Linked DNA regions of Mus musculus: regions 1, 2, 3, 4 and 5 are each linked to region 6. A link is a loop called in an ENCODE intact Hi-C map of the cell type or tissue named here. Cell type or tissue: left cerebral cortex. All regions are shown on one strand. Each heading gives the region's core, and the rest is flanking DNA. Links, peaks and the distances in the headings are about the cores only. Region 1 has its middle 45 kb from the start of Vmn2r90. Region 2 has its middle 22 kb from the start of Lnpep. Region 3 holds the start of Lnpep (leucyl/cystinyl aminopeptidase). Region 4 overlaps Lnpep (leucyl/cystinyl aminopeptidase). Region 5 has its middle 3.8 kb from the start of Mir99b. Region 6 holds the start of Gm26873 (a long non-coding RNA gene).

Region 1 (4,889 bases), core at 269-4,268, 350 kb after region 6:
GCACCTTGAATGCCCTGGGAAAATGGTTCAAATCTTTTCTCTGAATCTGCAGCTTTGTCCCAAGCATTTAAGACTGCCAAGAGACACAAGGTCAAGATTTCTTCATCAAATACAGCCTGCACTGCTATCTCTGCAAATTGGCCTCCACCAAGCAGCTGGTCTTTGGAAATCTCTCTACTGGCCTCCACCAAGCAGCTGGTCTTTGGAAATCTCTCTACCCCTGGCTCAATTTTGTTGTGCTATCTCGTTCGCCTCTTCTCTTCACCATAAAAACCATTGTAAGTATGATGTGGGTTCTAGTATTGCTTTTGCCGTATCCTTCCAGTCTTGGGGGATTATTCTATTTTTAGTAGCCCAATAAGTCAGGATTTGTTTGATAAATGGTGAATGCATTCCAAAATTAGTGGTACTCTCCTTAAATTTTCTGAGTCCTAACACATCCAAGGTTGCCATTCGAATTCCTGATAACCCTGTGGATGATCATCGTATGGTGGTCTTTGTTGTAGACTAACTGGATAAACTAAAGTTTGTTTTCTAACAACCCTTGGTTGGCTTCCTCTATTTTTATCTTCTGTCTCTAGCTGAGTATTTTCCCTAATTGATATTTTAAATTCCTCCTTTTCTGTAAGTTCGTGTACTCTCTGTTCAAGGTTTTGCTTCTACATTTTTTCTTTATAATTCTGATATTCTGCTATTTAGTTTTGATTAATTTTAAAAGGTTCTTCTCCAATCCTTGCTTCCAATTCTCATTATTTTCTCTATACCACTGAGTCTGATCTGTGAGCTGTTGCATCATTTGTTCTAGCATCTTTTCCAGCTCCTATCTGTAACTTTCATTCTCCTCTCTCTGTTGCTTAACTTGACCCATGAATCCTTTCATCTTTAGTTCCAGTGGTTTCTCTAGGCCATGTTGTCAGGTCTTAAATTTCTCTTTGTGCTGTTCATTCTACTCTATATATTCCTGTATCTTCTACTCTGGACCCTGCTTCCATGATTGTAATTTCTCTTTGTGTAGTAATTCTGATATTATAGCCACTATCTTGTTTGGATTTACTAGTTTTAGTAAATTATCCTCTAGACTCTTCCCCGAAATTTTATCGTTACCTCTTTGCCATTCAGTCTGATCTATGAAATTCTGCATCTTTTGTTCTAACATCTTATCCAAGGTTTCCTCTAACCCTTTTCCTAAGGCTTATAATTTTTATCTAGAGCTTTGTCTCCTGAGAAGATAAGCTACTTAATATTGTAATAATTATAACTGTCAACTTCTTTTAAATCCATCCCTGTTCATTCATTCAAAATATCCTTCATAAAATCCAAAGGTATTTAGTGTTTCTCCTTTTCTTTCTTTTTTATTGTATATTCTATTTATTTACATTTTAAATGTTATCCCTTTTCCCAATTCCCACCCCCAGGAAACCCCTAATCCCATCCCTCTTTCTCCTGCTTCTATGAGGGTGTACACCCACCCACTCCTCGAATTTTGCAACACTTTTATCGTTCAGATTAGGGTTTTTTGTTGTTGTTGGGTTTGTTGTTTTTTTGTTTGGTTTCTGTTTTGGTTTTATTTCTTGGGGGGGGGGTTGTTTCTTTTTCTTTTTTCTTTTTTTCTTTTTTTGTTTTTTGTTTTTTGTTTTTTTGAGACAGGGTTTCTCTGTATAGCCCTGGCTGTCCTGGAACTCACTCTGTAGACCAGGATGGCCTCAAACTGAGAAATCTGCCTGCCTCTGCCTTCCAAATTCTGGAATTAAAGGCGTGTGCCACTACTGACCAGCTGAGATTAGTTTTCTTTTTTTCTTTTAATTTTTTTATTAGTATTTATTTCATTTACATTTCCAATGCTATCCCAAAAGTGCCCCACATGCTCCCCCACCCACTCCCCCACCCTCCCACTCCCACTTCTTGGCCCTGGTGTTCCCCTGTACTGAGGCATATAAAGTTTGCACGACCAATGGGCCTCTCTTTCCACTGATGGCCGGCTAGGCCATCTTCTGATACATATGCAGCTAGAGACACGAGCTCCAAGGGGTACTGGTTAGTTCATATTGTTGTTCCACCTATAGTGTTGCAGATCCCTTTAGCTCCTTGGTTACTTTCTCTAGCTCCTCCATTGGGGGACCTGTGATCCATCCAATAGCTGACTGTGAGCATCCACTTCTGTGTTTTCTAGGCCCCAGCATAGTCTCACAAGAGACAGCTATATCTGGGTCCTTTCAGCAAAATCTTGGTAGTGTATGCAATGGTGTCAGCGTTTGGAAGCTGATTACCGGATGGATCCCCGGATATGGCAGTCTCTAGATGGTCTATCCTTTCGTCTCAGCTCCAAACTTTGTCTCTGTAACTCCTTCCATGGGTGTTTTGTTCCCAATTCTAAGAAGGGGCAAAGTGTCCACACTTTCGTCTTCTTTCTTCTTGAGTTTCATGTGTTTTGCAAATTATGTCTTGGGTATTCTAAGTTTCTGGGCTAATATCCACTTATCAGTGAGTACATATTGTGTGAGTTCTTTTGTGATTGGGTTACCTCAGTCAAGATGATGCCCTCCAAGTACATCCATTTGCCTAGAAATTTCATAAATTCAAGTATCTGAAAATTATCTTGTTTCCTGATCCAGAGCTTGTTGTACCTTTGTCTCCCTCTGCTGTTCAGCTCGGGAAATTGCAGTTCACTTTTGGACTATCCTGCCTTTTCCTGCTGCATTTGCACACCAATCTCAGTTGGTAGAGCCCGTCTGACTGTCTTGCATCCTGTTTAGACTTGGGGGAAAATCAGGGTAAGCCTGCAAGGGAAGGCTCCCTGGAGCAAAGATGCCCAGATAAGCTCGCTATGCCTGTGAGAAAGCTTTAGAACGTTAAATACTGTTTGCCAGCTGTCAAATCTCAGCTGTCAACAGCCGTTCTACAGGAATATCACCCCTGAGTCCTTGGTCCTTGGTCCTTCTTATAGGCTCCAGGAACGCCCAGCCACGTTGTGACTTGACGAGGGAGCTTTTCAGTAGCTCTCTGTAAACCGTTTAAACTCACTCAGTGATTATTTTATCCAGGGCTGCAGTTTTAAAGCACGGACCTAGCTGTTTATTTATTTATTTATTTATTTTTAGTGGGAGGGAGGACTTTTATCTCAGATTAGAGGGTTCCAAGGGAGACATTGGTGCACCAGTTGTTGCAGTAATTTTCACCCCCAATAAACCCGTATTAAAAACACACACTTCAGTTATTAAATTTATAAGCTATAAGTCTAGATCAGGCAGCACTATCACCACACCAAACTATCTCCCAGCTATGATACCCTTGCTCCATATTCTCTTCCTCCTCTCTCTTTCAGACCTCCCATCCCATTTTTAACCTATGCTGCCCAATCACAGGCTCTAGCCTTTATTTGATCAGTAAAAATCGTGAAAAGATTCACATATCACTATGTGAATTTGAATTTGAAGACCTCTCAAACATACAGCTTGGTAGAATTAACATTGTGAAAAAAGACCTTCCTACCAAAACAATTTACTGATTCAGTGAAATCACAATCAACATCCTCATCTCATTCTTCACATAAATACAAAGAAAATCCTCAAATTGATATAGAACAACAAAAGACCCAGACTAGCAATTAGTCCTAGATAACTGTTTGTTTCTATGCACTCTGCTCATTTTATGTGCTAAGTGCATCTGTCTAAGACCCCAACTTTTATACATCTGTTTCTCTCGTATCACTGATTTTTAGGTCAGTTGTACTTTGAATCCTCCATTGTACCCATTTGTCCTCTTCTTCCACAGTTAAGAATCTCAGAACTCACTCTTAAATTCTTTCAATCTTAATGTATTCAATCATGGAATGGGTATTGGTAGTATATGATTGTCTTAGAAAGGGTGAAGGAGTTGGAGAAGGAACAAATGAAATCTTTATTATTTCTTTGAAAATCTGGTGTAATTTGATAACCATAAATTGTAATATGATGTTGCTATTTGGCTTTCCTTTCTAGATTTTCAGCATCCAACAAAGAAGGGCCAATGTGTTTACTTCAGTCAATTTCAGGGTAGATACCATAGATGTTACGAGTTAGTTTGGGCATGGGTATCTTAAAGACTTCCCTTGTTCCTTCCAAGGACAGCAAAAGTCTTAGAGGACATTATATACTCAGGTTTCCAAAACTACTTAAGACCTGGAATGTTTTAACTAGAATCTGCTGCACCTAAATACAGTTTGATATCATGTCTTTTCCAACTGAAAACCATTTTGTGGAGGGGTCATTTGACATATTGAGGTGAATAGTCTGGAGTATTTGGTTTTGTTTTCATTTCTTCTAGTTGCCTATGTTACTGGTGCTGTGTTCATGTGGATCCCGTCCTTCTTGGCTTCTTCTTAAACATATTTATTTGTCATAACCATGCATCTCTTCTTCTCACGTAAACCATAGTTGTGTGTGTTATTTTAGTTGAAAGTCGATTTTGTTCATTATGAGAATGGCTACTCCAGCTTGTTTCTTGGGACCATTTGCTTGGAAAAATGTTTTCCAGCTTTTTACTCTGATGTAGTGTCTGTCTTTGTCACTGAGGTACACTTCCTGTATGCAGCAAAATGCTGGGTCCTGTTTGCATATCCAGTCTGTTAGTTTACGTCTTTTTATTGGGTAGTTGAGTTCATTGATGTTAAGAGATAATAAGGAAAAGTGATTGTTACTTCCTGTTAATTTTCTTGTTAGAGTTGAGATTATGTTGGTGTGGCTATCTTCTTTTGGGTTTGTTGAAAGATTACTTTCTTGCATTTTCTAGAGGGTAGTTTCCCTCCTTGTTTTGATGTTTTCCATCTATTCTCCTTTGTAGGGCTGCATTTGTGGAAAGATATTGTGTAAATTCTGTTTTGTCATGGAATATCTTGTATTCTTTGTCTATGG
Region 2 (4,889 bases), core at 447-4,446, 250 kb after region 6:
CTCTGGAAGAGCAGTCAGTGCTCTTGACCACTGAGCCATTTCTCCAGCCTCCCACCTCCATCTGTTTAAGCCTCCACATTCTGTCTCCTCCTTCATCTCTATTAATGTATCCTTAAGGGATAGTAGAACTTTCACTTCTAAATCTCCATATTTATTTTCCTACATGACTGGTGAAGCATGCTGTTGACCAGAGATATAGCTCATAAGAATCACAAAGATTATAAATCACTTACCTTGTTTCACCATCAAGACTCTCATATGTGCCTTTTAAAAAATCCTTCAAATCCGGCCATCACTGGGAAGAGAGGCCCCTTGGTATTGCAAACTTTATATGCCCCAGTACAAGGGAATGCCAGTGCCAAGTGCCAAGAAGTGGGAGTGGGTGGGTAGGGGAGCAGGGTGGGGGGAGGGTATAGGGAACTTTCGGGATAGCATTGAGATGAATATAAAGAAAATATCTAATAAAAAAAGAAAAAAATCCTCTAAATCCATCAGCTAACTTAGCCTTGGATATCTGATAGCCCCATATTATCTGAGGCCAGCTGTCAGTTTCTCTGGAACTAGCAGTACAATTTGTCGATGAGCAGAGTTACCCAACTCATGCAAACTTTTATTTTGTTTAGACTTTTTCCTGGTTTCTTGCATCTCAAATCTTCCTCTGGCTAAAGGGTGTATTTGTGGCTCTAGGACCTTGGTGTACAGGATGAAGCAGTGTAGCATCTCTGACTAAGACCTCAATCTTCCCAGAGGCAGTGAAGTCCAGAGGTGAGATTTACATGGATGAAAAAGTCATGGTGGAGGAGAATCACCACACTGAGGCGCCTTAGTTCAGGCTAAGGAAATGGTTCATTGGTGGATGTAGGGTCAGTCCCAAAGTTTTGATACATTTTATAACTACATAGTGTCGTGAACTAGAACAAATACAGGATGACTTCCAAGCAATAAAATCTTTTTTTTTTTTTTTAAACCGAGACAGGGTTTCTCTGTATAGCCCTGGCTGTCCTGGAACTCACTTTGTAGACCAGGCTGGCCTCAAACTCAGAAATCTTCCTGCCTGCCTCTGCCTCCCAAGTGCTGGGATTAAAGGCATGCGCCACCACTCCCGGCCAAGCAATAAAATCTTATATGAACATTAAATATCAGCTTTGTATATATTTGACAATTACAAAAACAGTGATAATAAATCTATTCCAGAAGATACACTAATGTTCAGGATAACTTCTCCATCATACTGCATTGGCTCCAACTAGGACATTAAGGTATGAACAATGTGTTTCAATAAATTAATTTAACATAGGAAAAACACAAAGGAAAATAAATCATAAATAAAATCTTAAAGTGTACAGAGATTTGTGTAAATGAAGAAACATTTGAGACCAGAATTAAGCCAAATATTCTTAAAATAAGAAGAGATTAAGCTTCCACCTATTTGTCACAAATAGAAGCTATTTAAAAAGTCAAATAAAAATATTTTCCTTAAAACTGTACGTAATGGCATACATCTGCCCTCCTTGCACTGAGCAGAGGGCTGGTGTACAAATGAACTGCACGTTGAATGCTCACAACATATGATCATCTTCAAAGAATGCCTTAAATCTTGAAGAACTGTGGAAATACCTCTATTTTATCCTAACAAGTCATCAAAAACACTTTACATTAGATATTGCTACATTTTATTCATGGTACTGCACTTAACCTCTTTCAGTGTGCAGCATCGCCTTGTGTGCATGATTACTGCTTTAAGGAGTAGGTAACAATCCCAAGGAGTAGGTATCAATCCTCAGCTTATATCCAACACATCAAAAGACATAGAAATAAAACTTGCATTTATAGTATTCTAACTAAAATCTTTTTTTGAAATTGCAGTTGTGTTGAGATGAATAAGATCAATCTAGTTAACACCAGAACAAAAACAACTTTGGGTAATTCTAGTGTAGCAGGCTCAATTCCTACTAAAGTCACCTAAGAGTCAAAGGACATAGTCGCTTGAGTGATGGGAGCAAAAGGATCAAGCGCTCCATCTAGTGGCAGCAAGAGTAACTGCAGAGGATCTGAAAGTACCAGCCTGGCCCAAACCCACAACTCAAGAAAACAATTCTGTAGGCTAGACACATAACTGAGACCTAAGACAAAAGGGTTATGGGTAGGCTTGAATTTCAGGCATATCAAGTTAACGATTCAGTTATAATTCATAAGGTTTATTGATCATTCTAATTTGAATGCTTGAATAACGACTTTATAAGTATATTCTACAGCAGTGACTTTTTTTTGTGCCTATACTGCCTTTCTTTATTGCTATAAGCCTTTTATAACTTTTAGACAAAAATTCTTTACATAAGAGAGAATGCTCTCATAAATAAAATGTAACATAAAAGGGGAGTTACAGACGGATATCAATAACAAGTTCAAAGCAATGTTTCAATTCTGTATGCTCAGTATAAATAAATTCAAAGCAACAGTTTTTACATGGCCTTACTTTATTACAGTGCACACCGGTGGCTTCATCCTTGGATCTGACCTAGAATAAATGTTTTTCCTCGATCCCAAATTTGTCCCAAGCCTATTTCTTATTTTCATGTAATTTGGAAAGCTCATTGTATTCCTTATTATGCAGCCTTTACCATTTTATGAGGAGGGGGCAACATTCTATTCTTGATTCTAATTTTACTATATCTTTATGTCAGAACAACTAAAACCATCTCTTAAAATTTTGTTCCTAAAATTATTTGAGTCAAATCAGGCATCCTATAAAATCATTGTTTCTTCCGAACAGTAGTAATTCATGAAATTTTATCTATATGTTGATCTACAGGAAATTTGCTTAATAGGGTAGGCTAATGCCCAGGCATCCTGAGGCTATATAATAGTCACATGAAAGGCATATCAGCTGCAAGAAGTAATCCTGAGATGAAATCTCTAGGGACATTGCCTCTCAGAAATCAGTTTCCACTGCTGTTACAGCACATCTCTGTGACAATCTTCATTATAGCCAACTGCTACATATTGGGAAAATACTATCGTTTTTACTGTGTTCTTAAAAATCCCATTCTACTTAAGAGTGTATGTTCTGCTATACTGAGGCAAGAAACTCAGAGATCTTCAAGCAATTTCATGTACTGTTGTCAATGGAGTTTAGATATGCCTTCAGAAGTAATACAATGGTGTTTCAAATACCTCAGTGTCAGGTGTACTCATCACGAGTGCATGTGTTCTGTTGGGTTGACACTGAGTACAGCTTCTGTAAGCGATATGTAATCTGTGGAATTTATGAAGCATGCTGAGTTGCCAATTCCTTTTATTCGATTCTTACTTAGTATGCCTTTGTACCATGTTTTCTTCCATTTACATTGTTCTTCCAAAAGATATGGCTTCCCTTCTCTGTGCAGTGGAATCCCACCAGTGATCTTTCACATTCTTCACTAACCATCGAATTGCAGTTATGTCTCCCTTGGCATTCAGTGAAAGAGGGTATATAAATACTTACCTTGCTATTTAGTTGTATAAAGTTTAAATTTGACAGGAAGATGTAATTAACATTTTAAAAAATGAACCACACCAGTGCGTGGTACACTGAATACCACATTATTTCCTTGAACTAAAACAAAGCCAGCTCCACAAACTACTGGATTTTTCACAATACAAAACAACACTACAAGTACTTATGAGATATGAATAATTTTCACTAAAAAATGTTAGGGCTCTCTATGAAATATACCATAATTTATGCCATATTATTACTATAATGATTATATCATATATAACCATGTATATTTTATGTGATATATTATATATCATGTGCATAATGATATATAATATAGTAATACTATCTATAATATGTTATATAATATGAATCTTATAGACCTAAAATGAGACAATTATATAAATATATGCTTATATGTAATATAATTATGTAATATAATATTAGCTATCTCATATGTTATACAATATGAATCAAATAAGCTTAAAATTAGACAATTTTACATTATGCTCTGTAAAGCTCCCCATAGAAAAAGTTCTGAAAAAAAAGGAAAACGATTAACACACCTAACTTAATAAGACAATTAGCATAACTAAGTTCATGGTCCTCAATTTTACAGACATAAGACAAATATCCATATGAGTTCAGAAGGGTAGAAAGATTTCTCATTAGTTAATAGCACTTGGTGCTTTTAAATTAGGTCTAAGTTGAGTTCCCAGAACCCATACCAGACAAATTATAAGTTATAATTTATAACTATAACTCTAGTTCTAATGAACCCAGAATACTCTCATGGACTCACAAGACACTTGCCCCAGTATCATTCAAATACATAAACTTGGACAAACATATCCATCAATGTATAGTAAATATATTTTAAAAGGTTATTTAGGATAACAATAGAAGAATTTTATATAAATAAATATAAGCTACATTTAAAAATTTTATTGCTTTCTCAAATACAGCTCTTATTCATTGATTCAGAAATGGATGCAGACGTTTAAACCTGTAAAAAATTAAGATTCCCAACAGAAACCAAATAAATAAAAGCCAGAAAATAGCTAATAAATAAAAATGGCAAAATCAGAAGAAAAGGAAAAAATCCAAATATTATATGTTCCGTCTAGAATTAAATATTGTAAAATAGACAAATAGAAAATTACATTATACATAATGGGCGCTTAAATTCATTTACTTGTGATATTAATGAATTCAGTGCAATATTAGCCTCCACTAAAGAGATTGTTCTGGCCCGGGAGAATCTGCGTTGAAGAACAGAGCATTTTTTGTTTGTTTGTTTGTTTGTTGAGACAGGGTTTCTCTGTATAGCCCTGGCTGTCCTGGAACTCACTTTGTAGACCAGGCTGGCTCGAACTCAGAAATCTGCCTGTCTCTGCCTCCCAAGAGCTGG
Region 3 (4,889 bases), core at 339-4,338, 230 kb after region 6:
CACACACACCTCTTTATGCAGGGACATTCAAGAGCATGTAAATGAGAAAGATTTACTAAAGGAGGATCAATTACAAAAGCCAATATTAAGCTTAATAAATCCAGGCCGGCCCGTGCTGGCGCACGCCTCTAATCCCAGCACTCCCAGCACTCGGGAGGCGGAGGCAGGTGGATTTCTGAGTTTGAGGCCAGCCTGGTCTACAAAGGCGAGTTCCAGGACAGCCAGGGCTATACAGAGAAACCCTGTCCTGAAAAACAAACAAACAAACAAACAAGCTTGATAAATCCTTCAATCATAGATTGTAAGATGACAAAAATAAGTACAATTTACACTATATAGTATTCGAACACGAGAAAATTCTACAGCAAACTTCTAAAAGTTTTAAATACCTATTCCGCCTTAAAGTCTTCAAAGCACCTTAAATTAGCAGTATCAGAGTTATATGTAGTTCCTGCTTTCCTTCTTAAAGGAGGACAGCATTAACTGAAATGACACATTGCCAATCAGCCTTCAACACCAACTGTGAAAAACTGGTAGACAGAAAAGAACTAGAAAAGTTGACCTTTTGCCTCTTTTCTCTAGGATTTCTCCATGGTCTTCCCAAATGAGACAGTTTGTAAATATATCTAAAGGAGGATATTCTATGGGAGGAGAAAAGATTTTAACTTTATGGTGTGAAAATGTACTTTAATTATGTAGGGGGGAAGTTCAACAAATCAACCAGGGAAAAACCTGACTAAATAAATGACTCATTCTTGTTTTCAATTGGGTAAGATTTCATAATTAAAAATCTTACCTACATATTTAAAACAAGGAGGCTCCAATAATTCTGCCTAGAAGGAAGAAAACGTCTTGGAAAATTTTATACCTCTTTTAAGCACATTTTACACTCAAATCCTAGATGGTCTCTATGGTGCCTTTCAGTTCAAATCTTCCTTAATTCTCTGAGTAAGTTTACCAGACTATTCTTAGAAACTTGGTAATTACAAATAGAACACATATGAGAAAGAAATTTGGAGTTAAAGCTGTCATTACTAAGCCTAATTAAACACTGCAGACAGAAAGATGGCAGGAGAATAAAGCATCCCGAATTAGGGAAAAGGAGAACATAATGAGTAGGTCACAGCTCCAGCGATGTGGTAAACAATGTTAAAGAACACAACAAAGTCCAGCCTAGGCATTAGAGTGGATAGAGTGGGTGTCCCCTCCCCCTTCCCAGTTCCTTAAGTGGCATGCGACCCCCCTCCCAACAATAATATGCTTCTCTCCCATTAATCTGACTTTCTACCTACCTGAAGTAACCAACCACACTGGAAACACATGCCAAGTAGAAAGTGGATCCTCTAATCTCATTAAGCCCTACCCTTTATTAGCAGTTTTCCTACTTTCCATCCTAAAGTGGAATCCATATATTTAAACACCATAAAATGGTGAGACATCATCTCACCTCTATATTGAGACTCAAGCACTACAAGCCCAGACAAAAGCCATGAAGTAAAGGGCCGTGGCTATTTTCTGGACACAGACTGCTTTGACTTTCACACACACACACCCATGCCACCTTATGATATAAGCCCAACAAGGGCCATTGATATTCAATGGATCTCTAACTAGAAGATCAAACATCACTAGCTGGTAAAAAGAAGTTTGGTCGACCTGCGGAGCAGCGGTAGGCAGACGGGTGGCAATGCGGGGCGGCATCTTCGCCACACCGAGCAGTACTAGCCAGCCCCCGGTAAGTTTCCTTCCCTGCAGTGCACTAAATCACGCTGCCAGCCGCGGCCCCACCCCGCCCTGTTACGGAAAGGCATGCGGACAGCTCGGTGAAGGACGGGCGGACAGCTCCAGGCTCCCCGCACGAGTAGGCTTTCGCCGGGGCCGCAGCTTCTCCTGGCCGCGGCCGCTTCCCCCAGGACCAACGCCGTTGCCAACTTTGCCGCCGCCCCCTCCACCGCGCAAGCATCCCAAACTTTGCCGACTACCTCACCTGGAGGTTCGGGGCTGGCCCCCGGGAGAGGGCTGACCTTCACGCCTGCCCCAGCCGACCCTGGCCCCTCTGCCGCCCCCCGGCCCGCCTGGGAAACCCTTGGCAGGGATGCCTGCAGCCTGACCCCCTTGCCACATCTGACCCTCTGGACCCTGAGAGCCCGGGAATCCGCGACTCGGGCTAGCCACTCACCATTGGTAAAGGACTCCATCTTCGCCCCGCCGCGGGTCCTTACCAGCCCAGCGCCCCAAGCTTCCTACTCCGAGAGCCGAAGCGGTCCTGACGACTGAGCATGCCCAGCAAAGGCCTCCGAGGGCTGCCGGGGAGGTGCGGCGAGGGGCGGCGCCGCTCCGCCGCACGGCAACAACACCTTCGTTCCGGGTTTTCGCAACTGCTGCAAAAGACCCACTGAGGCGTGGACGCTAAGCATCGCTCAACCCTAGGCCCACTCCGCCCAGGGGCGGCGGGGAGGAGCGCAGTGCTGGGGCGGGGCTTAGAGCCCCACCCCCGGAGCTCACTTCTAGCCGCCGCGCTGTCTGTGCCGCAGAGCTGTAGTACCCCGGTTCAGACAACTGGTACACCTACTACTGCATCCGGCCGTGTTTCGGGTGCGGCCACCCCAGTACTGAGCCCGGAAATGCGGCCGGTGATGCTGTCGCCAGAGGGGTTGTCGCCCTTCGCGTTCTGAAAGCAAGACAAGGCCCAGGGTGGGTCGGCCTCTACGCTGGGCTAGCCCGGGGCGGCGCTCTTCTTAACCGCCGGAGCAAGCCCTGCGGCGGTGGTCGGCCCGACTTCCCTCCTTTAGCAGAACGCCCTGCAGCAGCTGCTGCTGCAGCAAAGCCGGAGGCCAGAGGAAGGGAGGGGCCCGGGAGTCGATCGGTGCCCTTTGCTTAGGGCTGGGCTTAGAACTGCGAGCAGATCTCAAAACCCGGAGCGGGGTGTAGGAGAACGGACCGTGCGCGCAGAGGTTGTGTGCAGAGAGGCCCGCCTGCCTAGTCCTGTCCTTACTCGACACCAGCAGTTGGCTGCTCCCAGCCTTCAGGGTACACGGCCTGATTCCGCGGGGCTAGACCGGAGGGAGCCAAGTTCCCCCTTCCCCTAGTACTCGCGCCTTTGCCTCGGGCCCCATTGTTTCCGGTGCCAAATCGGGGCGGTCCCCGGCAGCCTACGAGACACGTAGAGACCGCGTTAGCTCCTGCTAGCTCCTGTTTCTCCAACTGCCGGAAGTCAACACCCCGCGAAGAGGCTCCCCCATCCCTCCCAACCGCAGCCACAGCTCCTCTTTCCTCCCCACTCACTGCTTCGTCCCCTGCGGCGACTTGGCTAGGCCTTGGCCTCACTGCGCGAGCCAACTGTCACACACTCCTCCTCCCAGGCTGTCAACCCGTGCAAACAAAATCTAAACCTGTACAAATATCCTGGGCGAAAGAGGAGAAAGGGATGATGTTCGATCGATAAGGAAATTCTACGTTCAAAGAAGTAAACCCGAAGTGCAGTGTTTTTAAGAGGTCGATTGTATTACATCCACTACGTTCCACTCCTGTTTTACAACGCCCTGTGAAAACCAACTGTACTTGGAGTAACCACTAAACTCCTTACCTAACTCTGGGACCTCATTAACATTCTCGCCCTTTAATGGCCCCGAAGCTTTCATAAGGCTCCTAGAAGTTGGCGCGATTTATTCAGCATCGTTAACCGTACCTTTACTTATTTTTTTTTAAACAAAACAAAACCCTCCTTGCAAAATTGTTCCACAGCTTTGTGTTTTGTTTGCTTACTTCTTCCTGTCATTTTCTTAACTCAAATGTCACCCCTACAGAGAATCCTCTGACCACACACCTAAAATAGCAACAAACACAGTGGGTTCTATAAAGATTCCTCCTGCCATTATGTTCAGAGCACTCTTAGCTGTCAAAAGGCTTATTGTTTATCAAGAATACAAGATCAGTGGGGCAGGTTTTTTTTTTCATTCATTTTTTTAGGGCTATGTCCTCATTTTTAATCGTTACACAATATATTAAATAAGTACAGTATAATGTTTATATTTCTAATTTACTGCCCACATTGAAACCTTTCCACTGAATGTCTTTATAATGAATGTCTCCAGTTGGTCTGTTTGTGCTCAGTACAAATGTTCATGACATCATATCTCAACGCTGCTACTGCCTTTTCACTGTGTGAAAGATAGGCTGAGTCCTTAGGCTAGTCCCCATATCGGAGCAATTCCGAACCAAAAGTAGAAAATGAACCACAAGAACTCTTGTATTCATGGATTTTGTTCAAATGAGCCTGTTTCACATTGGTATTGCTTAGCTAAGAAACTCTTCCCTATTAGGTCGTGTTTTGTTCTTTTGGTGTTATTTTTGGTGCCAGAGCACTTAGTAGCAGTTATTTAAAACTCCACAACATGATAAATCACCTCACCTCACCAGCAAGCTACAGTCTATCATACTTTAAGTGTGAATCACATTACCTTGGGTTTTGTTTTTAAATTTTCAGCTCTGAGACTGTGTGCTAAAGTGTTTCACAATTTGCATTCATAAATTTGGGAGAATCAGGAGATTTTTTTTTTTTTTTTACCTATTTCTTTGCCAATCTCTTGCATCTCATCTTTGCTATTCAGGAATACAAGCAAACAGTAAATAAAACAAACATATTTCAGAATCCCATGTAGCCTTAAATGCATATTAGTGAATTTTGTTCCGTCAAATACTGTTTATATTTGATTTTGTAAAGCCTCTTTGAGGAAAACACAGAGGTTTTGCTCTTGTTCAGATTCTCCTCTTTCTCAAGGTTCTAACACTTTAGGTTATTGTGATATTACTGTTTATTATCAGGGTGATGTCATCTAATACACTCATCTTACCATCTTCAGAGTCATCACTGCATACTACTTAATATT
Region 4 (4,889 bases), core at 564-4,563, 170 kb after region 6:
TAAATGAATTAGGCATATTTAATATTAATAATTCCTAATAAGATAATTATAAGCAATATACTTACTATAATAAGTCATGTAAATGTAGTTTATTTCAAAATATTTTACTATAGTGCAGATCTTAGCAAGACAGGCCTATGATTTTCTTTCTTTATAAAGTTAAGAACTTTGACTTAGTCACCTAAAGGAACCACTTCATACCTTTGCTTTGGCAGCTACATAACTCTTGTACATTAGGAATCATTAATAAATAAAAGATAACTGACCACAAGCCCTAATTGAGCCAGTTAATCTGGGAACTGAGATGGTATTTAGTGATAATTTGAGAAGTTGCATATACAACATGGTTACACTGGAAAATTGGCTCATGCCCATGCAGGACATATTACTCAGAATGATATGTAGTTTAAAATTTACAGACTGCTTTTCTGGTCTTTCCTTTTAGTATTTTTCCTAAGATGGCTAATAATAGTTTACTGAAGCCTGAAAGAAAAACTGCAGATAAGAAAAAATTAGTGCCTCTGTATACTCACATTAAACTCCTAATTTCTTGTTAAAAGTACTATTATTTACTTCATCAGGCTTTAATCCAGACAACATTTTTGCCTCCTTCTTTATCTGTTTTACCCTGTCACTAAGTCCTTCAAGTACAAAACTCCCTTTAGTTTTAGATCTGTTTTCTTCCCATTGCTATGACCATTCATTGCAAACGTTCACTCTGCATGTCTGATTTTCAGTGTCATGTCCCATTTGTGGTCTCGGAATCAACTTTATTAACTGAATCCAATTTAAATTTTCTAAATATTAACTTTAATCAAATCATCCTTATGTTAAAAAAACATCATCGATTTCTTATGGCACTCAGGACCTGCTGTAGCTGGGCTCATGCTTTCTTTCTTACCTTCCTAAGCCTGGTTCCATCTCTGAATCCCAGACATCAGCCCTCCTGGCTCTCCTCTTCAAAGTCCATATCTGCCCTACCTTGTGCTCTTTGGCTTCTCTCTTCAACATGCATACATTTTTTGTACTATTTCAGCACACACAGCCTCTCTTGCTCATTCACATGTATTTACCTCCTAATTTTGAGCTTTTTGATAGTATGGTTTCTATCCTCACACTTAATGTATTTTCTTCGCTATCTAGCAGAGGGATTTACTATCCAAGGACTCTGACAACCAATCATAAGCTTTAGCATCACCCTTGTACAGCATCCATTCAGGTAATACCAGTACCACACTCCCTCTGTTCTCCAACCTGCTCAGAATGAAGCCAGCTTCTACTTTCCATCCACTGTCCTGGTGTCTAATGTTTCACATCCTGAAGGAGAACTGTCAATTACTAAAATAACTTTTTATGCTTAATTTTTTTTGGTGATCTTGATTGTAGAAAATACCTCAATTCTGAGTACCACAATAAAGGGCTTTGCTTAGGATGCTCTTCTAAGCACACATTCTACGGACAGATCCAGGGAGAAAACTAACTTTGAAAGATGAATTCTTACATGATCTGCTTCACTGCCTGAAAACTAGTCACACTGACTAAAAGGGAGACAGAAACACAAACGTTAAGACCAAACAGATTTACATATTTAAAATTTAAACAGTTAAAACTTCAATAGGATACCAAAGGCAACGCTTGTTCAGTCTGTAATGTGAATCACGCTGTTTGCTGACCTACAAAATAAGGTTGAAGTCTAGTAAAAGTACATTTCTTTGTGCACAGTGATACCTTAAAATAGGAGAGAGAATCAAACATTTCTTCTATTTGTTCCGAAGACTGAACAGATGATGATATTGGATGAGACGAATTCAAGGAATCTTTCCTCATGGTTTTAAATCGAGCATCTAAGAAGTCTTCATACTAGCAAAAGATAAAGCAGTAGGAAGTCATGACCGATATAAAGGCACAATTGCTACAGAATGAAAAACACCTGGGCTCACTAAGGTGCAGCATATAAACAAATGGAAGTAAATTGTATGCAGTTCCTTAAGCTTAAAACGGCACTGAGAACTGAGGCATGTGAGAATCTGCATTTCTGAAAAGAGAGCATAACTGTAAAATTGAGAATCTCTGACTATCAGAGGCAAATTCCAAATCTGAATATCCAAGATAAATATTCAACAAAGGTTAAAGTAGACTTTTAAAACAGAAATTGAAACTTAGGGCAGAAATGGGGTCCTTACCTTGATTTTCTATTAAAGTGATATATAATTCTTAGAGGTTACTTAAAAGAAAATACAACTCTTATTCTGAAAGCATTGAGAGCTCAGCCAAGAGTGTCCCTAGAATGTATATTAGAATTTAAAGTGTTCTCAGCACCCCCAAGTGGTGAGACTCTGTATTTCAATGTTTAATTAAGTAGCACACATTATTTAAACTACCTATTTCGTATCTCAACTAAAAATTACTTGCAGTCGGAATCAAGCCCTATATACAGAAATGTCAAACTAAAAACTCCCAAGAATACTTCTTATAAATACCTAAAAAATGTATGTAAGCGTCTAAGAGCAAGTCACAGAATTTTAGGGTTGAAGACAATACTATGTGGGAGACTGTCCTATAGTTTGAGAGGCACATGTTTTGTGCTTCCCTTCAGCTACCCAATAATACTTGAATTATTTCAGCAATGCCTATGAAATTATGACCTATGGTGTCTGAAAATCCTTGAGTACAGGAAGTATCTCCAGTCTCTAATGACACACTCACAGCACAATACCTCTCTTTAACAGAATGGTATTCAATCTTTGAAACAAATGCATGGTTTGTATGCAGCAATAGTAATTTATTTGTTTGGTTTTAAAAAAGATTCTATTTTATGTATATGAGTACACTGTTGCTGTCTTTAGAGACATCAGAAGAGGGCATCAGATCACATTATAGATGGTTGTGAGCCATGTGCTTAGAATTGATATCAGGACCTCTGGAAGAGCAACTAGTGCTCTTAACTGCTTAGCCATATCTCCCGCCCTTGTTTCTTTATTTAAGCAACTTATGTTACTTAAGAACTGTTGAAAGAATGCACTCAGTGACAATATAAAAAGCAGTATGAAGCCAGTCTTCATTTCATTTCTTTTTATACAAGTATTTAAGTTATTTTCCAATTTTATCTGCATTCCTTCAAACAAAAGGACCACATCTTATAAAATAAAATGTAATAGTTAAAATAATCATCCTAAAGTAAAAAATAATCATTTTAATGTTTAATGAAATACTTCAATATGCAAGAGTGGGTTTCATTGTCAAGTCTCCAGCATTACTGATTTTAACTTTTTTCAAATTATCTCAAATATGTAGAAAATATATGGTAAATACTAACTTATAATGTGGCTATTCCCTCCTCATAGGACAAAGAAACACAGTACTTACACTGTTGAGCTCTTTGAATATTTTTTCCACAGAGAAATACTCCATGAAAGTGGCAAAGCCTTCATTTAGCCACAGGTCATTCCACCACTGCATTGTAACCAGATTTCCAAACCACTGTAAGAGACAAATTCGTCACCAGCAGGACTCAGGAATTTCTTAATTGAATGGACTATCAGGCTAATTGAAGATAATCAAAATATCTTAAAACAATCTATACCCAGAATAATTAAAGTCTTATAAAAGTTATACAAACTATCCCAAAAAAGAAAGGATTTTGAAAGCTGTATAAATTGATTTTAGAAGTAAAATAAAAAGTTCAACATTTTACCTAAACTGAATGGGGGAAAAAGCAGGAAAGACTATATTTACTTATTAAAATATGTGTGAATTTTTAACATATGCTATATACAACATGTTTTATATAGGTAATGGCTTTTTTTGTTGTTTTTGTTTTTTGTTTTTCGAGACAGGGTTTCTCTGTGTAGCCCTGGCTGTCCTGGAACTCACTCTGTAGACCAGGCTGGTTTCGAACTCAGAAATCCACCTGCCTCTGCCCCTCAAGTACTGGGATTAAAGGCATGTGCCACCACCGCCTGGCTGTAATGAAAATTTTAAGCTGCTTCATTAAAGTGAAACTCCTTAGATAATGAAATTATCTGATCTAATATCAACTCTGTAAGATTACTTTCCAATTTATATATATAAAATCATCCATGACAAGTAAAGATTTTCCTATTGTCAGAGGATCTGCCTGGATTTCATGCTTTTCTTCCATTACCTGAGGTTCAAAACACATGATTCTTTCTGACTAAAATTTAAGTAACATTCCTATAGAAACCTGGCATGTATGTATGTATTCTCTCTCTCTCACACACACACACACACACCGCACAAAAGAAGTCAGAGTAATCTTTCAATGGTTTCTTATATATAGTAATAAGAAGAAGGAAAAAGGTAAGAGACCTTCCTAAATAACATATGTTCAAAATACTTTTGGGTATGAAGATATGGCTCAGCCATTAGCACTTACCCTGCAATCCTGAGGACTTAATTTTGGACCTTAGCACCTATGTAAGAAGCCACCATGTAATTCTCTAAAAACTGTCTGCAATCCCAGTTTTACAGACATATAAACAGGTAAATCACTGGGGTCTGTTGGCTCCCAACCTCTCTAAGATATGAATTCTAGGTTCAGAAAGAGATCCTGCCTCAGGACAGGTGGAGAGTGCTGGAAGAGGACTCCTGATGCACTGTCACAGACAGAAACACACACACACACAGACATACATACATGCACACACACAAGCACACATGCACATGCATGCACCCACATTTGCAAAAAAAAGTGGTCATGGGGTATGCAAATTTGTCAATGTGGTATGGGGCTTATTTCACAACAGTAGCAAAAAATACATTATTAATAAAACAAACAATTACATTTGAGAGTAGCAATCATTTATTTTTCAAAGGTAGTATCTTAAAAACCATTTAACAGGAAGATAAGTTATAAGCCCCAAACAGAA
Region 5 (4,889 bases), core at 311-4,310, 430 kb after region 6:
AGAGAAGAGCAGTAGTTGTCCCCATGACTTCCTGATGAGAATAAAGACTTCATGTCTCAAGAATTGTGTTCCCTTATCCCACTGGCTTAAACAAGTGACAGACTAATCTCTAAATAACCTACTTGACATCCACCTATCGCTCCATTCACTCATTTAACAAATATCTTCCTGATCCCTGCTCGGAACCACACCCATGTTGAGTGATACTCAGGACTAAGGGGTGACTCAGAGGCAGGCTATTCCCTCAAAGAGTGCTCTATCAGACACAATGGAATCCAGTTGCATCTAAGCCAGGACAAGGGACCAGCAGGACTATGGATGGGATACAACAATTCAGGACACCTAGTCTATGTGTAGAAACTGAGAAACGGTACTTTTAAAGCACCTGTGAATCTACGCACAGAAGTAAAAATGTAACAAGTGCCAGCATATTTTCATAGATACAGCATAAGTCCTTTGGGCTTCTACCTATTGAGAACACCAAGCCCTAGTGAGCTGAGGTTTTAGCTCACTGGTAGAGTCCTCAGGGTTTGTCATACACGAGGCCCTGACTTTGACTCCAGGTTCATGGCAGAACCTGGTTCCCTAATTTTTACATGGAGACTAATATCTATTTCAGACAATAAGATTTGTGTTAAATAATAGTCTCTATAGCACTGATTCTCAATCTTCCTAATGCAATCTTCCTAATCTTTTCATTCAGTTAATGTTGTGGTGACTCCCAACCATAAAAACAATTTTTATTGCTACTTACTAATTGAAATTTTGCTACCATTATGAACTGTGAGGTAAATATGTGATGTGCAGGATGGTCATAGATGACCTCTGTGAAAGGATCATTCAATCTCCATAGGGGTTACAACCCATAGGTTGTGAGCCTTTATAGAGACTACGAAACCTGGGAAATGTTCTTGTTTTCTTTCAACAGAGTATGTACAGTGATTGCCAATCCCATCTGCAGTATTCCCTCTTCTTGGTGGGGAAATGAGATATGCTCCAACATCTTTATCTGAAACCGTTAGTACTGAACCTCATATAGAATATACCTAGTCTTTTATCACGTATGTTCATGATAAAGTTTAATTTACAGTTTAGGAATAGTAAGAAAGAAAACCCTAAGAATCTTAAGTAGGAGAGTTGTGGTAAAGGCCAGTCTAGACTACCTAGTGAGACTTTAAATAAATAAAATAGAAATAAATAAATCAAGTACTGCTCAGTGCTTAAGAACATGCATTGCTCTTGAAGATGACTGATGCTGAGTTCTCAGTACCCATGCTGAGTGATTTGCAGCTGCCTAACTCCAGGTTCCAGATAGTTGATGTCTTCCCTCTCCTTGTCTCTGTGGGCACCTTTACTCATATGCATCTTTGTCAAAGTGAGTTTCAGGCCATAGTGAGATCCTATCTAAAACAAAACAACAACCAACCAACCAACCAAACAACAACAATAATAAAAACAAGCCCAACAACTATTATGAGGGGATAGGAGAGCAGAAATCTTGCCTAGCATGTTTTTACCAACTGTACTAAATTGCCTCTGAATATATATATGAATATTTGAATAGACATACATGTTTTTAAAAGACCCTGTCTCTTATTTCACTTCATAAGTTATGGATAAATAAAATGGTAAGTAGTCACTTAAATGAATGAATATAAGGCAACTTTGGAGTACTTCATTTAAAAAGGTGAAAATAAAAGTGACCCTACCCGGGGAGAAAAATGGTAGTGCAGCATATGCTCAAAGCCATACACAATTTCCTATCTACCCACTAATGTCCTTAGGTTGTGATAGGTTGCCCACAGTATTCACCTTTATATTCTCTGGTCTCTTCTCTCTTTCCACCGTTTCAGAATCCCGCTTTCTGCTTGTCTCTTTTCCTTTTCTCCCTAAGTACCCACAAACCCTTACATTCTCCTCTCTATTCCTTCCTCCTTGGTCTTAGCCACTGCCAAGGAGAGAGGAGGACTCCTCAGAATCCACAATCTTTCTTTCCAGATCACCCAAATCCCCTGAGAGATCTGACAGTCAGATCTGCGCCCAACTCCTCCTCTTTTCTCAAAAGGCTCTTAGGCACATAGTTAGCTTCAAGCAACTTCATTCTGAGCTTGGCCTTGAACACGTTCGGGACTGCCCGCCCACTCACCCTAGTCTGGGTTGAGCTTCCGGTCTCTTGGTCCCTAATCACAGTGGACCTCTTTGTTATCCTCTGCTATCACCTTAGATCCTGCCTTTGGGCTTTTGCCTAAACTGTGCCCTTGGATAGGACCTCCCTTACTGCTTGCTACCTTCAACAACTGGATCTAACTTTTTTTTTTTTTTTAAGGTCGCACCAGCAACCACGCCTTCTTGGCGGATCGTCTGCAGACTGCTGTAGGGTGGGTTTCTATCTGCCGTTCCACCCATCCCCTCTCTTCTTGGTCTTTGGTCTCGACACCCCCACCCCCGCACCTCAGGCACCCTCCACCACCCCGGACAGTCTGCGGCTGGGTCTGATTCCTCCATCAGACCGTGAGCTCCGTGTGCAAGGGCAGATATGGGGGTCTGATTCACCTTTGAGTTCCAGTGCAGAGGAGGGGAGGAACACTGCGCAGGAGGGGGGGGGGGCGGCGACGCGGCGAAAGGGGTGGGTGGAAATGCAGCCCCTGGTTGGAGAAGGTGCAGAGTGGGAGAAGAGAGGGAGAACACACCCATCCAGAAAGGGAGAAAAACGGAAAGAAAATGCAAGAACCTTCGCTAGCAAAATGGTTGAAGATGCAGACAGTGAAAGGCTGAAAGGGCAGATAGAAGGAAAACCAGAAAAAAGAATGACATAGGGGTGGCAGACAAGAGGGAGGAGGCTTAGAGTCTGGAAGGGGGGAGAGATGAAGGGAATCGAAGGGTAGAAAGCTACTGAGACTGAACGGACACTATCGGAGGAGGAGGAGGGAAGGAGGGAGTCTGCCTCCACTGCCTCCCGGCCTCTCTTTTGTCCCTTCCCTTCTCCCTGCGTCATGTTCCCCTAGCCCGGCCTCCCCTCCCGCTCCCTCCTCCACCCTGCTCCTCCTCCCTAGGGCTGGATGGAATTTTTTCCCCTGGACTCGGGCCAGCTTCGGGGCAGGGGGGTGGGAGGAAGCCAGGCCGGACTGGGCTGGGCGGTGGGGAGGGGCCGGGCAGGGGCCCCCTGGGGAGGGGGCCGGTCCGAGGCCACGCTGCCCGCGGGGTCTAGGGCGGGGGAGCCCGGGCGCTCAGTGCCGGGAGGAGGCACCGGCCGGAGGCAGCGGGCGACCGGGGGCGGAGGATGGCGGGGCTGGCGGGAGGAAGAAGAGGGGCCGCGGGCGGCTGAGGAGGGAGAGGATGGAGAAGCTGGGGCTGGGGCTGGAGGAGGACACTGGGTCTCAGCGACGCTGGAGCTGCGGAGCGGTGAGTCTGCGGAACCGGAGGGGGATGGGACCTGGGCCGGACTCCAGGGTCCCCAAGGGAGGAGGCAGCTAGCCTGGGCCTGGAATTCTGGCTTCTGGCTTGGATAGCGAAGTGGTGGTGGTGGTTGTGGTGGCGTGTGTGTGTGTGTGTGTGTGTGTGTGTGTGTGTGTGTGTGTGTGTGTGAGGGGGGTGGTGGTGGTGGTGGTTGGGAGGGAGGGTGGAGAGCTGGGAACCCAGACTTCTGAATCTTTGTTGGAAGGAGCTAGAGACTAGATTCTAGGGTCCCCGGGTTTCAGAAGCTAGAAGGATCTCTTAGATTCTAGAGGGAGGCTGCAGGATCCCAAAGTGTAAGGGACCAGATGCTAGAGACCGCAGGGGAGGTGGAAGAAAACTGTCTGGCTTTGGAGGTGCCTCCAGCGCCCTAAGGGTTAACGTCTGGCTGGAAGGGAGGGGGAGGGGCAGAGATGGGGCTGCGGGGCTTTGCGGGGTCAAGGGTGAGCCGTGTGAGTGGGAGGGTGCCAGGAGGGGGAGGTTGTCTGGGCTGCCAGACAGACCCGGGTCAGCGCCTGGGGCAGGGGCTGTCTGGTAGTAGAGAGGCCCAGCGTCCAGGTTGCTCTGAGGACCGGGGATTCCGGGTCTCAGCTTCCTCTTCCCTCAGGGTCTATCTTCCAAGCCGTTGCCCAGATTCCACAAGCCAAAGCCCTGGTTGCGGTCTGCCCAGGACCCAGGTGTCTGGGTCACCCATTTCCTTCTTGCCTCTGACTAAGGAGTCCACTCTCCAGCCATCACCTCCTGCACATAAGCATAGGCCAACCCCAATCCCCTCCTCCTTCAGAACCCAAGAGTCAGGGCCCCAGACATTTTTCTTCTTCTCTGCCTGGACTGGGGCATAGGTGGGGGGCTCCTTCCTGAGAACCAGGTTTCCCCCACCCCTTTTAGCCCCAGCTGGAGTCCAGCCCTCCAGGGGTTAAGGGGGCGGGACCAGTTGGTTGCTATGGTGCCAGACTGTTTGGGTCTGCTCTCTGACCCTTGGGGGCTCCCTAGGGTCTGCAAAGAGGGGGAGGGGACCCATGCCCAGGGAGAAGTCGAGCGCCTACCCCTTCCTCAAAGCAAGCCTGTGAACCCAAGGGAGATGCACCCAAGCCTGGGGCAGTGACCTTGAACCAGTTCGGAACCTTCTCTGTGAGCCTCAGTTGGCCCTCTGAAGAGAAACTTGCAGGGTGTGTGGAGAGATGTTCAGGGCTGGAGAATCTTAAAGATTCTCCCTTCCCTGCTTTCCCTCACCGCCCCCCCCCCCTCAGGCCCCAGGCAGCCCCGGGGCATGCTGGGAACCCAGGCCTGGGCTCTGAGCCAGGTTGGTTGGGGGGGGGTGGGGGGGCTCCTCCCTTCCCCTTCCTCCCCACCTTGGCCTGACTCTCGCCCCCGCCTGAGGGTCTGGGAGGTTGGGAAGGAGGGAAAGGAGGACTTGAGCTCAGGCCGAAGACTGG
Region 6 (4,889 bases), core at 394-4,393:
GATGGCAGGCCATAGCCAACGCCTCCTGACACTTTTCTCATACTGCTTCTTTTCTGTTTTGTAAAGATGACAGAAGAAAACAGTTACCTCAGTGGACTTGGTGGTGGTGGTTTTGGAATTTATATAAAGACAAAAAGGGCTTAAATTCCTTAAAATTGTATCATAAAATCTGTTCCCTCCTTAATTCTTTTATCATTCCTATTTATTGGCTCTTATGCTATACATAAACTTATAATTTATAAACACAATAGTCATTTGTAAATTCTGTTCTTGAAAACATGAAACAGAATTAAGTAATTGTTGCCTTTATACATACATGTGGCTAGAGCTAATGGGAGACCTTTTTACTCTTAACAGCAAGTGATGATTTCCATGTAGTTGCTAAAATAACACAATATTTTACTTCATGTTGTACCCAGGTTTTTCTTACACACAAAAAATTACCGTGTAGGATTTGTACATTGTTTGGAATTGGGCTATAAGAGAAACCAAAAGTCATTATGAACTGAATTTTTTAAAAAAACGTTTTCAGTCATGTGATTTGTACATATGGCATTTGTGGTTGTTAACTATGAGACAGTGCTCTGCATCTGCATACTCTGTGAGGACTTCCTATGCGTGACTGCCGCCCCCAGGCCTCTTCTCTGTCCCAAGCACCACAGGGCTGGCTACGTAATTCCAGCCTTTGGAAGGGCAGGCAGGGGCTAGAAGATCGAGGCCATCTGACTACGGTCCAGTTTAAGGCCAGCCAGGGCACCCAGGCTACAGGAGAGTTTACCTCAGGGAGGGAGGGAGCGAGCAAATAATTACAAAATCATGTGTTTTACCAAGACGGGTTTTTCCCCCCAACTCATTGTTCATAATGGTCACTAGGTGGCACTCTAGCAGTTGATAATTTAAACTGACCACTTTTGCTGTATAATCTGTATTTCTGGGAAGAATATAAATTTTAAAAACTTTCAACAGCTTCTCCTGTTTTATCTACTAGTTCATATAGTGTCCTTAGGATTCTTAAAATTCATCTTTAACATGTAAATTTGAAAGATACTACCAGTGTAAATCTTGGATAATAATTTGATAATGATTTCTCTGCTCCTTATCAAGATGGTTGTCAGTGATACTAATTCACAAGATCTTTGCAGGAACTGGTGAAGCAGAAGGTGAAGCGTCAGCTGACAAGGCAGCAGAAGGCGGCTGCCAGACGCCGGCTGCAGAAAGGAGAAGCCAATGTGTTTACCAAGCAGCGGAGGGAAAACATGCAGAATATTAAATCGAGTTTGGAAGCAGCCAGCTTTTGGGGAGACTAATAGATTTCTGATATGTATTATTTTTTTAGATGCTATAATTTTATTTTTAGCCAGTATATTGGTCTTTTTTGGACCAAAGCCAGTAAATTATGGAAATAAAGCCTCTTTAGACTCAGAGCTTCCAAGGTCTGATTAATAGTAAATCTGCCAAGCACTCTGTTTCTTAAAATTTTTCAGGTAACTAATTTAAATATAAAATAACGTGTGAAAAAAACTTCATTGGCAGTAATTGCAAAACATGGACATCATTTTTATTTCACTGTGATGTTCAGACTCTGCCTTAAACAGGTAGAAAAATGACTTGCCTCAGATTCTGGATTTACATGTAATAAATAATAGAACAACTTAATGCAATCTGTAGTTCTCTCTTTTCTCCTTCAGTCGGTCACACTTGGGCTTTTACTACATTGGTGAGTTGGCTTTAGGATCACCTGAGACAGTCAGTACACAGTTATTTGACCATTGGAGTGAAACTGATCGTCTTCTGTTTCTTTAGACTTCTGGAGTGGAGATGAATCAGTAATGGGTAGACGAGCAGCAGCGGGTCTTTTGGTGCCGTTCTCATTGGCCCTGTGGTCGTGGGAAAAGGAAGTTTAGGTTCCTACCAGTATTTTTGCAGTTGTCAGCTTTCCCCAGGTTTCAGCAGAAGTGGGGGGAGGGAGGGAGGGAGGGAGGGAGGGAGGGAGAGAGAGAGAGAGAGAGAGAGAGAGAGAGAGAGAGAGAGAGAGAGAGAGAATGCATGACTCCAGGATGTGTTCCTACCTCAGTGTTAACAAGTCTCTAGAACAACACTCTGGTGTGATTCATCCCTCAAGCGCATTCTAATTCAGTCAGTGGAAGTGAGTGTAAGTATACAAGCACTGTCCCTTCAGCTTCCCTGAGCAGATCTCGAATAGAAGATCGTCTTCAGCAAGAAGTGACCACCAGATGGCAGTGTTTGCCAGCAGTGACATGATAAAAACACCAGCTTCCCTTTTACCTTAGCAAAATTCATTCTGACTATTTGTAACTGATCACTATCTAAGCGCATTTAAATGTTTGGATATATGAATATGTCAAGTGCAGTTTCTTTGAAAATTAGACTGATTTTTGGAAGTGTTGATATAGCCCTGTTTTAAAATGTAGTTTAAGCTCAGATACTCATTTTTTATACTCTGCTAAAAGTGTTTCTATAACATAAACTGATGTTGAAGATAGTTTAATAAGACCACAGAATGTTTATTTTGTAATACGTTTTTCTTATGTCCAAAGCAGATTGGGAATAAAAGTGTTTGACCTCATTTTTCTTGGCTTTACTTCACTACTGCTACATAAGAAGCTTGTTTCTATTTGATTTATATGGTTTGTGATAGTGTCTATCAGAGTTGTGAAGACTAGATGGAAGAGGATTTGTGAAAAGGACTGGACACGTAACACAGTGGTAGAGTGTATTTTCATTTACTTTTGTATCACAAAACCCTTACCAGAGCCGGGGTGGTGGTGCCTTCCTTTAATTCCAAGCACTCAGGAAGCAGCCTGGTCTACACACTTTGAGGACAGCCAGAGCTATGTAGAAAGACCCTGTCTGGTAAGTAAATAAAAACATAGCCAGGCATGGTGGCAATCAGCAGGTAGATTGGAGTTTGAGGTCATCCTGGTCTGGAGAGTGAGTTCCAGGAGAGCCAAGATTACACAAACCCTGTCTCCAAAAAAACAAAACAAAACAAACAAACAAACAAAAAAACGCAAAGAAAGATTAATGTACTTTCAAATATGGTGTGGATTTATTAGGCTAAAATTACTAATATACCCCTTAAAGCTACTAAAGAAAATTAACTAGACTAACCATCTTTTCTATTTCATTAAACGCAAGCTGTGATCCTTTCTAGTATTATGATTTACACTGGGTTAGCATGGTTGAAGCCCAAGGTCAGTGTCCACCCAAACCAAAACATCTCTGTGAGAAGCTTTGCTTTCCACTTTCTTTAATAGTTGACTTCGTTCCCATTAAACAAGCTTTTTTCTATGCAACATGTAACTTATATTTGTGCTAACCTGGTATTGGTAGCCACTGATCTATTCAACATGCAGCTGGCTTTGAACTCCAGAACCATAGAATATTTAGAGGGTATTAATCATAGGGTGAGTGCAACTTAAAATAACTATTCTTTTTCGTCGCGTACTTGGTAAAATTTCTGACAAATAGCTACCCAATTAATATCTCTGCTGCTATCTCCAAGTTTAGCAGCCACCTCCAGGATAGGCAGAAGCCCATTATCCATGTCCTCTGTACCTCAGAATGTAGAGCATTAAGCTACATCTTAATTTGCCATTGGTTTGCAATATGTAATATTGTCTTAGCACAACTGAATTAACACCGTTGGAGGTTAAAAGTCAGTATCTAGCCAGGCGTGGTGGCGCACGCCTTTAATCCCAGCACTTGGGAGGCAGAGGCAGGCAGATTTCTGAGTTCGAGGCCAGCCTGGTCTACAGAGTGAGTTCCAGGACAGCCCGGGCTACACAGAGAAACCCTGTCTCGAAAAAACCAAAAAAAAAAAAAAAAAGTATCTAGAGGACCTCAGAGCTGTGTGATAACCAGGAGTATGGGGATAGTTCCAAAGCCCAGGAACTTAAAAAACTAGCGTCCTTAAGTCTTTTACCTCAATATTGTAAAGTATAGATAGTAATACCATTAAAACATGTTAAATTGTTTAAAATTAGACAGAGGAAGGAGTTGGTTCGTAGGTTAAAATGCTAGCTGTTCAAGCATGAGGACCTAAATGTCAATCCTTAGCACCCTTGTATAGGAGAAGGCAAGCACTGTTGCGTGTCTGTGAATCAGTGCTGCCGTGCTGAGGATTCAGAAGGAGGTAAGTCTCTGGTTCAGGCGGGCCAGCCAGGTTAGCCAAAACAGCAAGCTTCCATTTCACCAAGAGGAGCTCTCAGTAAGGTGAAAGGCAACAAAGGAAGACAGTGTTGACCTTTAGCTTACAACACACACACACACACACACACACACACACACACATTACATAACAAATTAGTATCAATGCACTTTCTTAAGTATACATCATAATACAAATTTGTTGCTTGACATGAGTATCATAATATATGCCTCCCCCCCCTTTTTTTAATAAAAGAAAGTGACTATTTAAACACTACTATAATTCTATGTAACCTCGATTAAGAGGTAAAAAAAATTATGTTATTCCTAGATCTGTTTTCCAAAACCTTGGTAGTGTAAAGCTACCAGGGGAAAGTACATGGGTTTTTAAGATAATAATTTGTAGTTGGCACATCATCTCAGACAAATTATGAGTAAGCTGACCAACCTTAGGAGAAAAAGCCTGGTACCAAACTGATGCAGATGAACAACGAGTGCAAGGAAGTGTTCCTGGGGAAAGTACTCTGTGGGAGAGGGATTTGGTTAAATAGACAGACTGAGAAAGACAGGATGTAAAAGAGGAAGTCATGCAGAAAATTTGGGAGACAGAAGTGTAGTGTGATTTGCTGTAATCAAAAGAGAGCAAGTCACAGATGACTTCAGTGGAATGGGGACAATACTGCATAAGGGAAAAGCAGCTTGGTTTTGAGCAGCACAGT

What was found. Peaks named below come from ENCODE experiments on the same cell type or tissue, not always from the same donor. Only the 100,000 strongest peaks of a DNase experiment are listed, where the experiment ranks them.
Region 1: it touches region 6 in a loop (7-fold over the local background); 25 of 42 quality-filtered maps call a loop at or near these places.
Region 2: a loop joins it to region 6, with 11 times the contacts of the local background. A loop is called at or near these places in 39 of 42 quality-filtered maps.
Region 3: a loop joins it to region 6, with 3 times the contacts of the local background. A loop is called at or near these places in 10 of 42 quality-filtered maps.
Region 4: a loop joins it to region 6, with 5 times the contacts of the local background. A loop is called at or near these places in 30 of 42 quality-filtered maps.
Region 5: a loop joins it to region 6, with 4 times the contacts of the local background. A loop is called at or near these places in 2 of 42 quality-filtered maps.

Annotation. Positions count from the first base shown.
Region 1 is chr17:17,746,900-17,751,788 of GRCm38, forward strand. No RefSeq gene overlaps it. Among named protein-coding and RNA genes, the nearest start is that of Vmn2r90, 45 kb to the left of the region's middle. In left cerebral cortex, for the core only: a CTCF peak has its summit at 2,643 (motif pointing left); a DNase peak (open chromatin) is centred at 2,651.
Region 2 is chr17:17,643,907-17,648,795 of GRCm38, forward strand. No RefSeq gene overlaps it. Among named protein-coding and RNA genes, the nearest start is that of Lnpep, 22 kb to the left of the region's middle. In left cerebral cortex, for the core only: a CTCF peak has its summit at 2,033 (motif pointing left); a DNase peak (open chromatin) is centred at 2,025.
Region 3 is chr17:17,622,215-17,627,103 of GRCm38, forward strand. Lnpep (leucyl/cystinyl aminopeptidase) reads right to left here and starts at 2,275. Exons shown (of 18, transcript NM_172827.3): 1 at 2,180-2,275. The coding sequence starts at 2,198. In left cerebral cortex, for the core only: a CTCF peak has its summit at 2,434; DNase peaks (open chromatin) are centred at 1,265, 1,831, 2,433, 2,944 and 2 more places; H3K4me3 peaks cover 3,113 bases; H3K27ac peaks cover 2,964 bases.
Region 4 is chr17:17,564,955-17,569,843 of GRCm38, forward strand. It overlaps Lnpep (leucyl/cystinyl aminopeptidase), which reads right to left. Exons shown (of 18, transcript NM_172827.3): 7 at 3,367-3,480; 8 at 1,729-1,860. Among named protein-coding and RNA genes, the nearest start is that of Lnpep, 57 kb to the right of the region's middle. In left cerebral cortex, for the core only: a CTCF peak has its summit at 2,328 (motif pointing left); a DNase peak (open chromatin) is centred at 2,315.
Region 5 is chr17:17,823,926-17,828,814 of GRCm38, forward strand. It overlaps a transcript of Spaca6 not described here. Among named protein-coding and RNA genes, the nearest start is that of Mir99b, 3.8 kb to the right of the region's middle. In left cerebral cortex, for the core only: no CTCF peak of the experiment used is centred there; DNase peaks (open chromatin) are centred at 2,218, 3,004, 3,410, 3,794 and 1 more place; H3K4me3 peaks cover 2,461 bases; H3K27ac peaks cover 2,466 bases.
Region 6 is chr17:17,392,313-17,397,201 of GRCm38, forward strand. Riok2 (RIO kinase 2) reads left to right here. Exons shown (of 10, transcript NM_025934.2): 10 at 1,143-2,587. The coding sequence ends at 1,307. Gm26873 (a long non-coding RNA gene) reads right to left here and starts at 4,381. Exons shown (of 2, transcript XR_003952270.1): 1 at 2,771-4,381; 2 at 1,537-1,877. In left cerebral cortex, for the core only: CTCF peaks have their summits at 872 (motif pointing right) and 2,232 (motif pointing right); DNase peaks (open chromatin) are centred at 774, 1,184 and 2,210.